2 separate regions of the Homo sapiens genome follow, and region 2 is linked to region 1. The links are chromatin contacts, found by Hi-C in ENCODE. All regions are on one chromosome and are shown on one strand. Each heading gives the region's core, a stretch centred on a gene start or an enhancer-like site at or near the end of the contact. The rest is flanking DNA. Distances are from core to core; before and after follow the strand shown. Region 1 holds the start of RBM11 (RNA binding motif protein 11). Region 2 has its middle 220 kb from the start of USP25.

Region 1 (6,238 bases), core at 1,234-3,733:
GAGTTGGCTGCACAGGGCCGGGCACAGTGGCTCACGCCTATAATCCCAGTACTTTGAGAGGCCAAGGCGGGTAGATCACCTGAGGTCAGGAGTTTGAGACCATCCTGGCCAACATGGTGAAACCCTGTCTCTACTAAAAGTACAAAAATTAGCCGGGCATGGTGGCACACACCTGTAATTCCAGCTACTCAGAGGCTGAGGCAGGAGAATTGCTTGAATCTGGGAGGCGGAGGTTGCAGTGAGCCGAGATTGGGCCATTGCACTCCAGCCTGGGCGACAAGAACAAAACTCCATCTCAAAAAAAAAAAAGTTGGCTGGGCAAAAGAAGATAAAGAAATGAGCTCTAATTATACATATATAGACATACAGAGGTATACATGTATATATACATATATTTTCATTTATTATATGTTCATTCAGCTAGGGACATCAGACATCCTGATATAAATGAAGAAAGGCTAGCTCTTTATAGAGTGTTACATGTATTTAACCCATTAAAACCTGATATATGACTAATGGTACAGTAAATACTGAAAGTGAAGTGAATTATTTTTAACCTACTACTAGATTTATTACCATGCATGCATTCAATATGAGTTAAGAAACAGAACATGCTTACATTAGAAAAATGATATATTGAGATCATATTCTGAAAAAATTGCTAACTACAGAAGCTGACTTTCAGAGTTTATAATATTAACTAAGTATTCTAGAATTATAAGCACTATAAACTTATGTACGGCCAGAAGAGGATATTATAACACCAAAATTATGCACATTTGTAGACAAAGAAGGATGCAAATTTCAATAGAACAATATAATATGAACATTAATTACAAGTGTAGTTAAAGGTTTGTAGCATACGCACTCATATACATGCAATGGTTTAAACTGAAACCTGAAGATACAGCTTGCATATAAGAAGTGTCTGAGGGGAATTCAAGGAGGAAATATGTTGCTTTGATGAGATTTATGAAGTAAATGAATACAAATAAATCAAGAGGTCTACACATAACAGAGACTTGCAAGTATCCATTCATTTGATCAACATATATTTATTTGCCTACAATATGAGTGTTTCCTTAACTCCTTCTTACTGTACCGCAACTCTACTGATGATAGAGGAAAGAAAAAGGAAAAAAAAAAATGGAGACAGGACTTATATCAGTTGAAGGTAACTACTGAAGTTACTAGCATTTATATTATATTTGTGAGGGTAGAAAGGCTGTCTCTCCCAAAGTATAAGCTTTAGGAGGTCAGACTTTTATATTTCCCTTTGTTTTCCAAGAATTAAGCATTCAGAAAATACCTATTAAATGAAGTAACTATATTTAGTCCAATCCATTCCTTAAGAAACAGAATCCGAATTCCAAAGAGAAATTACTTGTTCAAAGTAATAAAACTATGTAATGTCAGAGATCAATTAGAAATTAGGATTTCCTAAAATGTGTACCTTTTCATTAGAAAAGATGACTTTTTTTGGTCCATCAACCAGATAAAAGCATGCTTCCTCAATTCAAAATGAAATTTTATCACGATGCCAAACTAAAGGTCAAATAATGTTCTGATCACCTATATGATATTCATGAGATGATCTCAAGGTCCTATGTAGACGTATGGTAGCTTCAGAAAGGAAGCCAAGTTAACAGTTGACAGCTGATTTATCAAAGTATTGAGATTCTAAGTTTTCTTTCTCCTTTCTTGTAATTTTATTGTTCATAAGACTTTTATTAAAAACAAAAATTATCCCCAAGAAAGAACTAAGCCTTTAGCCTGGTACACCATATACAAAGTATAGCCCTGAAACAAAGTACAGCCGTTGGATCCTGACACAAACCCTAGCTGCCATCCTCAAAAATTCTGGCTTAGACACAAAACTGGCTCACTCTCACCAGTATATCCCTTGGTATTTGCTTTCTCAAGTTCCTTTTGGAGTCCACTTAAAACCTCTGCGACCAGTTTCAAAAACTCATCTAGGGAGCACTTTCTAGGAAAATAAACTTTAATTCTAGTTTTCTGTTGTATCCACATCCATGCAAACATCGATTCTTTCAAAAATTATTTATAGTTTAATATCTTCATGATTTGTTCATTTATTCTTTGGACCCAAAGAAATGTATCTCCCCGCATTTGCCTGGGAGCTTCTGCAATGAAGTTACCACAATTTAAATCATCTCTACAGTGACTTTATTTAAAATGTTGATTGAATAAATCCAAAATCAATTAATGTGCCAGAAAAAAAGGAAGCCACCCCACTAGCTAAAGAGTAAAGCCCTTTCTGCATTCATCTTTCTTACTCTCACCCACTCTCCCACCGCCCAGCCCTACGCCAGGCGAGGGAGCAGTGCGGTGGGCGGTACCCCAAGTCCGCTGGGGGCGTGGCCCTGGAGCCATGCCTCGCCCCCAGCGCGCGCTCCCGGCGCCGGCCCCGCCCCCTCACCCAGGCGGCGCCGTAAAGCCGGAGAAGGGGCGGGGTCTCAGCTCCTACTTCATTCTACGGCCGAGACCGGAGGATGTTCCCTGCTCAGGAGGAGGCCGACAGGACCGTGTTTGTTGGGAATTTAGAGGCCCGAGTTCGGGAAGAGATTCTGTACGAGCTGTTCCTTCAGGTACCGTCTCTGGGAAGGGGCGGCGGAGGGGCGGAGCACGTCGGGCCGGAAACATAGCGCGCACCTGGACCACCCGGAGCCCGGCCCCCTTCCGTCCCATCCTGAGCAGGGGTTTTAATTTCGTTTCCTCTTGGCGCACCTGTCTCCAGGTGAGCGGCTGGGGAGTGAAATGAGGGCGCGTTCCCCATCCCCATCCGCGCTGCAGAGTCCTGGGGTTGGGCAGGGACGTGGTTCCTTCAACCCCCGTTTCTGATTAAGGGCTTCCCAGAGGCTGCCTGGGCCTCGGGTGTGCGCGGGCAGAACCGAAAACAGCCTGGTCACTGTTCTCCGTCAAGTAGTAAGCACGCCTGACATCCCCCAAAAGGAGAGGGGTCGCTTTTATAATGTTTCCTTTTACACCTTGCTCCTTCCTTCAAGCCCTTTTATGCGGACAGTATTTTTATTCCAGCATGAAAAGTGAGATTTGAGATGATTTGGCAGCCAACTTACCGTGACTGTGACCAGGTGATTCCCTGGACAAGGCCCTTTAATTCATACCAAGAGGACCTTCGGAAACTTTGAGATCTGGTACCTCTAGGATTAAGCCTGCTGTGTCCTGTATACACGCTCACTTATCGTATTGTCCTATACAGCTAGGTATCACTTGCCAAAAAGATACACTCATTCAGCCATTCCCCTAACCGTGTAATGATCCGGAATTACGGGGCAAATACTGAGGGTGCTGGGAAAACAAATTGACGAGACATCCTTTTATCTTCCTAACAGGGAGAACTTAAAATTACAATGTTTACGATAATCTATAAAAAGAGAAGGGACATAGATAGAAAAGTGGTTCCGCGTGCGAACTCTGAGGTCAGCAGTGTGACTCTGAGCCTGTCAATGAATTCCTCAGTGCTTCAGTTTCCTTATATGTCAAAAGAGAGTAGTAGTATCTGCAGTATAATGTGGCTATCGGAATATGTGGCCTAATGGTAAAATGGCTACAGCTGAGTCTAGCACTCGCTGTTTGCTACCGCTACTACTGCTAATGGTACTGCTGTTATTATTAGTAATAATACTAACATCAAGAGAAATCAATAGTTACTTTCTCCTATCAGAATAAGGGAAAGTTCCGAGGGAGGCAATTACAGAACTAAATTTTCAGGATTGAATGGGTCAAAGGGGTCCTTTATTTGGTTGTGAAAGGACTTACTTTTGTCTCGAAACTTAACTAAAGCAACCCTCTTTTAATTGTAGATACAATTTGGTAGAGAGGGTTCTTTCCAGGAATACAGTTTCCTTTCCTGGACGTAAAACTTTTTTATTATTTGAAAAATATTATTGATTTTAAGACTTTTAGGTTCATCCTTTTAATTCATCTTTTTAAACTTGCCTCCTTTTTTATGAACTCTAATCCATATCTGTTTTTTCATTCAGTATCATTTAAAACTTACTATATTAAGTTAAAAAAAACAACAACAAAAACCGAAAGAAATATAAAGTAAACTTAGAGTTATTTTTCTCCAGAAGACTTCTTTCACTTTGAGCCTCCAAAAAAAGGAGAGTGGAAGACTGGGGTGGGATTGCATTATCCAATAACCATTATTTTTAGTCAATCAGGACTCGATCAATATCAGTTGTGTGGATCCACAAGACTATATATTATCTTCTCATTCTTTATCAGTTCCTTCTTCCACCTAAGCAAAATATAAATTTTATTTAATAGATCAGGTAAGAAGCATAAGTTCTTATTTTTGTCTAGGTATTGAAAGGAATTGCCAAAGTGGAGTTTCTCTTCCACTTTAGACTTCAACACCCAGCAAAACTTGACAACTATCACACTATGTATTTCATTGTGATTTAAAAAATACTGTAAGATAGTGTGATTGTTGCTAAAAGTAAGTCTTCATGTTGACTTTTATCTTTACAAATGCTTTGAATATCTAAATTTATGTCAAAATTCAAATCACGTAAGCATGTTCTGTCCCATAGTGATTACATCTATTTAATATCTGTATAAAAATCACCAATTTTATTGGTTTTTATATTACAGTATATTTATCCTTTTACTATTTTCTTTCAAATTTCTGATTATACTTGGAAATGAGAAAATCAGATTTATTATCATTACACTTTTAATACTAGAGTTGAGATTTAGAGAAAATATGGTGAATTCAGTTTCAAATATGTTGAGATTGAAGTACAAAAACATAGACATCTCCAGGAGGTGTCTCCATGAAAGAGACATGGTGGGAAAAGTAAATTTGTTGATGAGGTGGTCCTTGAAGCCAGAAGGGAAGGGAAGCTAGTCCCTGGGAGAGCACAGAGAATGAAAGGAAAAGACTAAATCTTAACACACAGAATTATTTTAAAGATGATCATTAATATTTTTCTTTAGAGTAAAAGCAATTTTTTTATTTATGCAACTCTACAGGGAAAAATAATCAGTTATTAAAGTCTGAACCATTCAGCATTAAATCAGTTGTTTGTGTTTGTAAGTGCCTCCTCCAATCATTATCATGGCTGTGATGTAATTTTTCGTTAGTTGTAATTAACAATCTTCTATGATATTTGGCTCTGTGTTTTTAAATCTTCATTGCATATTATAGGTTTTTCTATCAATATAATCTGAATATTTATAATTTATATTTTATTCCGTTTTAGTAACACACCATGGAATAATATCTCCAGTTGTTAGATTTAGAGCCTCTCTAATTTCTCACACTTATAAACAATGCAATATACTTAAAAGTCTTGAACATATTTAAACATTTTTCCTTTGGAAATTTACCAGATGGAGTTTCCAAATCAAAATGCATGATAAATTTATTTATTCTTGAAAAGATATTTAATCTTCATGACAGAAAATTTAAACTATGATATAACATCGCCAGCTTTTTTGAGGATAACTCAACCAGCATTGAATTTCTCATTTCAGTTATTTTTTGAATTCAACACTGTGAATGTGTATGGAGACAAAGTAGTATTTTAATCTTAGATTTATATGTTTTCTAAATTGGTTTGTTAAGCCTAACAGAAGGATAGTCTACCATTTCTTTTACAGTTTGAAACTAATACCTAGAATTTCCTGTTCTTAACACCATGTATGTTTCCCCAATGAGCCAGAAAATACAAAGAAAGTGTGAGGAAGTGTAATATTTATTATTAGAAAGATACATTATTAGCAGAGCTACATAAAGATATTGCTAACACATTTCTTTAGTCTAAAGTTGAATTTACTTATTTGAGTATAAAAAAAATCTTTGGATTTATGAGAAAATAATTTTTAAGTTTCTTATAGGCGGGGCCACTAACCAAAGTGACTATATGCAAAGACAGAGAAGGAAAGCCAAAGTCTTTTGGATTTGTCTGCTTTAAACACCCAGAATCGGTGTCTTATGCCATAGCTTTGCTGAATGGAATTCGTTTATATGGAAGACCAATTAACGTGCAGTATCGATTTGGTAGGTCCTGTCACTGATTAATCTTCAAAGTGTTTTGTGGTTGGTACTATTCTCAGAGTTGTAAGCAATTTGTTTCCTATGTAGTATAAGACCAAAACAAAAAAAAGTACCTTCTACCTTCTGGTCATTGTTAAATTTTCTCAGAACACGTGTCTAATTCATAATGTTATATAGTTAATTAGTCTT
Region 2 (6,238 bases), core at 2,489-4,988, 1.3 Mb after region 1:
CAGAAATTTTTCCTGGCATAGTCAGTCGATATTTGTCAATGACCTAATTTATAACCTAGTAGTTTACTAAGAGTAGTACAGACAGACTCTGTTCTTCTACTACTATCTCCATCCACAATCACCTGTAAATGTTTATTGATACAAAAGTAAAATGTTCCTTACAGGCATGGTTTCAATTCTAAATTTCATAAGACTGAATTTTTAAAAATCCTTCCAAAATATATAAAGGCATTCCAGATTTAAGGTATGTTTACTTTGTAAAATAGCAGAGAAAACATAAAGAAATGGAAGTTTATAATATGCAAAGTTGTAGATATTTAGAAGTATTCAAAAGAAGGTCTTTGGCAAGATATTTTTGATATTTCTAATCAAAAGATAGGTAAGTGCTAATCCAGTACTTATGCAAGAGAAAATTCCCTGAAAAAAATGGAAAAAGACATTCATAAAATGTCTCAACTTTTTATGATTAAGTTCAATAGACAAAAACTTTGCCAAATTACTGTGAAAATTTCTAAATGTTTATTCTCATTTCTATACTTACCTTATTGCGATCCAGTATCAGTTCAGAAGCAGGTATCAGGCTATGAATCACATTTTGAGTAGCACTGGCTTAGCGGTCTTCATCCAGTGTATTTCTAGAGGTTCACTACTAATTCCTATGGAGACCTTTGTTTTCCAGAACAAAAATTAAATCAAGATGCAGATGAAAGTCAATACCTCCCTCTTAAAAATAGAAATCTTCTTTGTATTCATCATGCCTTAATATTGTATTCTCTTCTTACACCAAATAGTTTCTCTGGGTGCCTGGGAGAAGAAAGCATGAGTAAGAACAGAATGAAAAAGGAGACCTAGGAGATATGCTGTATTGTTGATTTATGGTCATATGTAACATTTATATGCCATTTTTCATCTGTTTCTTCTAAACGAGCTCAGCTCTTACTAATGATCAGTGTCCTGATAGTCAAGGTGTTGGCAAAGTTTCCTTAGGAGCAGGACTATTGTTTTTTCTCCTATATCAAATGACAGACCATTGATTCTCTAAGGAATGTCAAAAAACTATTACAGATTTTAAGACTAAACCGATAGTGTGAATAATAAATTTAAGATTATTTTAGTGACTCATTCCAAAATTTGAGGTAATCTGCTTTTCTTCTGACAATAAAAAGAGGGTAAATCGGCTTAATACTATGGGTCAGGGTGGAGGCCCAGCATGGCCCTGTGATATTCTAACCCTTGTGGGTGTGAGTTCTCATTGAGTACGCTGTCCTTGCCTTCCATTCCTTGCTATTGCAGTGTCATGCAGCTTACTTGCTCTCTGCCCTGTGCCACAGGCCTTCTCTCACTCGGTAGCTGACCCTTCATGTGTTTAGCTCCAATGGTTTGGAATCCTTGCTTTCTTTTCTCACCCTCTGAATCACTTATTATCTTCCTAATTAAAGCACCTCTTCATTAGCATATGATGAAATGCATGGAGTAGTGTGGGGCACCTTGTTTTAAAAGGCCTACTAATGACACATAAGCAAGATTCTCCCTCCCAGTACCAATGTCTCGGCCCCTGTGACTCATGATCTAGCTGTCTAGTCCTCTCTATCTCTATTTCTATTTTATTTATTTCTTAGAATCCATAGCTTTTTCCATATTTACCATCACCTTGAACTAGGAAAATGAAGTATGGAAAATAATTAAACCATTAAAATGTTAATATTTTTCTATACTAGCTTTCCTGCAGCTGGAATATAATGAGCTAATGAAGCCAAAATTTTTTTCAATTTTATTTTTTAATCCTATGCTATATAGTTTGAAATAGCAAAGAGCAAAATCAAGGTTGTAAAAAGATGTACAATGGGTGATTGAGAAGATACTCTAATGGAAATATGGGTTATAGTTAATGCTGTGTTTGTTCATTTTTAAAATATCATTTAGCACTTACTATGTTCTAAATCTTTGGGATACAACAGTGAATGAAACAGATAAACATATTCTAGAGAATTAATGCAGAGAGTATTGTTAAATAATTCAGAATAACATTTAAATTATGTTTAATAACATAATTTCAGACCCAACATATAAAAACAAACTGATTTTGTAAAATAACATTAAACATTATTTGGGTACTCAATAAATTGGAGTGCATCTGCTTGAAATATAAGAGACTTATGACATCCTGGAGAATGTTAGCTAGCTTCCTATTGGGGGAAAAGTATAATTTGATATAGTGTTCTTAATATTTTTAGGAATTCATATTCTCTTTAATTCTGTCAACGTGCTTCTAAGTACTGAAAATCATATTAGGAAAAAGCTGGCATTCAAACATGCCATAATCATTATTTTTAGTCTAAATTTTTCTGTATTTGAAGGACTTACTCCTTGAGCAAGTGCTTACTAAGGAATCCTTTTTATAAAGTAAAATACAACCACATATTAAGACACAGTTGTTCTAATCATGCATGTGGCTATTTTATTATGGCTGTTATATAAACACTACACCATATTTCGCCAACAGAAATGCAAAAACATTATGAAAGTGTTACTTCTGATCAGATATGTATCTGAAGCCGTTGAGTTTTTATATCAGGGATTGTATTATTCTGGCCACCTGGGGAAATAAGCAGCCAGGAAAATCTGGCTTGGACTGGGACAAGACTAATGCACTAATACTTATTTATGAAAGCATCATATATTCTGCTCTTCCGTGAATTATTGCAGTAAGAGTTTCACTGCAGTGTACATAAGGTGAAAATAAAAGCTGGAATGCTTCACTATGTGAATGTGCCACAACCTACCACTGAAGAAAGGTTAAGGATTTTTCTTTGATTTTTTAAAAAACTAAAACAAATTTATTTAGAGTCTCAATTATTGCTCAGTTAGGATAGAGACCTTTCAGCAGGGTAATATGTTGTTGCATGAGCAGATTTTTTTAACAGTAAAAAAGAGTATTCACTGAGGTTTTATGAAGATTAATCGATACTCTGGATAGATATTAGATTAACAGTCTTCAGATCCATTAGAAAAAGATGGGCTCAGATAGTTTAATTTAATATTTTTCATTTTCCAAAGATTATTCATGTGAATATCCTTGATGAGTTCATTGTTGTCTTCAAGAAAAAGCCCGCGCTTCCTTTTAGAGCTATATAATCAAATGACCCATCAAATTAATTAATAGAATTTTAATCTAGTGCAGCTAGCATGCTAATTAACTTGTCAAGTATGTACACAAAGTCTCCATGAAAGTTATTTTTGAAAGTCTTTGCAAGTGTGTTATGTGTGATTGCAAGTGCATGCAGTACCTTTGAAGCAATACACAAGAACCTTGGAAGGAACAATAGCTGGTTCCACTGAAGGAGGAGAACTGGGCAGCTGAGAAGCAAGGGAAAAGGAAGACAGACATTTTAAATTATGTGTCTTTTGTATTTTGAGTTCTGTTCCATTAGCATATATTACTATTTTTAAAATTGTTTTAATTAAATATTTGCCCAAGATGCAACAAAAGAAAGAGAAAGGTAAGAGAGGGACAAGAAAAGGGTAAAAAAGGGGATGTGAGAGGGGAGGAAGAGAGAAGCAGGGAACGCTTAACATGCTGTTGTAACCCACTATTACAAAAATACCCTAATCTGAGATCCTCTTTCCTTCCTACTCTTCTCCCCATGAAAGTTCCACTCAAACTAATCTGAATCTAGTTCAAGTCCTCATCATCTCTCGCCTGGTTGACTGCCACAGACTTCTGTCTTCCCTGACTCTGATGTTATCTGAACCATCTGCAGAATAAAGATCTCTGCCTGCCCCGCCTCCATCATTCTCATTTCCTCCTACCTTACGCTTGAAACTCTAGCAACACTCAACTGCTTGTTTCTTTTTCAGCAGTGCATGTATTTCCTGTTCTTCATGCTATTGCTCCTGTGGTTATCACCACTTCAAACATGCTATGGCCTTCCTTTGCATTTATGACATTGTATTGTAATTATCTGTTTGTGTGAATATTTTCCTCCCTGGACTGCAATGGACTTTATTTACATTAGCAGGATCAGGGTCCACTCTTCTGTCAACACGTAAGGCTGCTCAACACGTATTGATCAACACTGGGAAAGACAGCGTCCTCCACCTAACTCTCTGAGATCTTATGAAAGGCATTTTAGCTGCTATTTCCCTATTTCATAAATGTAAACAGCACAATATACCAAAATAATTCATCTCTTGTGAGATTATCCACTAGTTAATGTTTCCATTCTATCTAGAACCCAAATGTGCTAGTATCCATATCATCACCGTTGACTTCCTCACATTTTTATTATGGAATTTGTCCAACCTACTCAAAAGTAGAGACAATAAGTAATGAGCCCCATGTGCCAATATCTTGACAGTTTCATTTCATGTATTCCCCAAACACCGATGTTTAAAGCAAGTCTCAATCACTGGAACGTTTTACCTGTAAACACTTAATTATACTTCTCTATCACAATAAGGATTTTTTAAACATAATGACCGTGACAGTGATTGATAGTCTATCTATGACATTATAATCTGTTTTAACATTTTAAATAATTATATTAGGAAGTCTAAATTCCAAAATCATTTTCAATCTGTTTAAATAATTGGGGCATCACTATACTTTTTGGACGTTTCTCTTCAGTAACTGGAAAGGGTTCGGCAAAGATTAACAATCTGCATTTTTGCAGATGGACAAGTACTGTGTGTTCAGGTCAGGCCTGAAGAGTATTAAAAGAACTCTGAGGAGGATGTTTCAAATATCCTGGCTATGCCACTCAAACTAATGCTATTAATCGGCTCCTACCTCTCCCTCAACTCTCATAGACACTAAATTCCTATCTATAACTTTTCAGCAAATATTATTCTCTTTACTTGAGTTATCAAAGATAGCCCCAGAGCAATGAAACTATTCAGTTCCAAAACCATCACATTTACTACGATTGTCACAACAATAATCCTTTCCTAAACGTATACATTGTTTTAAATGTCTCAGGACACTCAGAGTCAATGTTAGTTTAATTTAGTTACTTTAAAAAACGAAAGTTGAAGTCAATAAATCTCACCATGGGCAACCTGTTTCCTAGCTTGGGCTGCAGACACAACAATTTATCTCTTGGAGTTACCCGTAACTCTCTGGAGCTATATTTGTGACTGTCCTAGGAATATTAGCTAAAGCCCAACAAAGAGGTGAAAGTTCTGTTGCAGTCAAAGTGATACTTGTCCTTACAGAGAGTTAAAATAATATATCATAATAATAGAAATATAAAAAATATAGTAGGCATGTATATTTATATATGTGAAAGACTGAATACATATGAGTAGAAAATTAATGCCAATAATACTCAATGTACATTACTCCTCCTATCATAACAATATGTATAACTGCCTAATAAATACTTCATATGACATAAAAAAAGAAAAAGAAAATTAATGCCAATAATCCAACTAAATCCATCAATCATTGAAAAAATTGTACATTTTTCTATTGTTTCAAATCTGCTGATTTTTCTGGTTATGTATGTACTCTTTAGAGAATGTTAAAAAAATGTGTTAATGCTGACAATTAACTTTTAGGAAAAATAAAACCAGAAACAAAAAATCCTGTTGTAATATCCTAGTAACGCCTAAAGAAAATATCAACAATTACTTTGTTTTGCTTTGTTTTGTTTTATTTTTCTTTTAAGCTGAATAAACCATACGAGCCTATTGCTTGGTTTGTCACCAGTAGATGCTGATCATATTACATAGTTTGGCAATGGTTTTTAATACAGATACAAACATACATATAATTTGGCATGAGTAAAGGAGAAGCAGTAATTACATAATTTAAACTGCTTACACTTAAGTAAGTATAGATGAAACATTAATGAACCATGCCATGGAAATACTTTTGACTGCTTAAACATTATTTTCAAATTTGCTTTTGAAAAACTAACTTTGAAATATTTAATCTGCTGAGAGCTAAGCCATCAGTTTTTGTGAGTTTATATACAATAGGAAGGACAAAGTATGACAGAATGATCTCCAGGTTAAGGGAAATCTTACATAATTTTTACTACTACTGATGCTAAGCTTTCTCTTTGGGTAGTTTCCCAATGGCATTTTAATTTACTTTATTTGACTTCACAATGCTTAGGAGTTGGGCAAAGTCCATTATTACCCATTATTCTCTGAAGTTCAGAAAAATTGCAAAATGCATAACTTCTGGTATGCTGGAAATTTATACACCTTCATCAAGGTGTTGGTTACATTA

The links. A loop is a pair of places that touch in the nucleus more often than their neighbours do. Pooled maps may share reads with other maps.
Region 2: a loop to region 1 is called in a pooled map, with 5 times the contacts of the local background. The contact joins the enhancer-like site here to the promoter of RBM11 in region 1. A Hi-C loop is called at or near these places in 5 of 50 pooled maps.

What each region holds. Positions count from the first base shown.
Region 1 is chr21:14,213,674-14,219,911 of GRCh38, forward strand. It overlaps RBM11 (RNA binding motif protein 11), which reads left to right and starts at 2,484. Exons shown (of 5, transcript NM_144770.5): 1 at 2,484-2,609; 2 at 5,890-6,052. The coding sequence starts at 2,514. RefSeq lists a silencer at 2,301-2,530.
Region 2 is chr21:15,510,578-15,516,815 of GRCh38, forward strand. No RefSeq gene overlaps it. Among named protein-coding and RNA genes, the nearest start is that of USP25, 220 kb to the right of the region's middle. Within about 2 kb of position 3,739, at least 6 of the 41 ENCODE cell types and tissues checked have a DNase peak (open chromatin) inside an H3K27ac peak, as active enhancers do.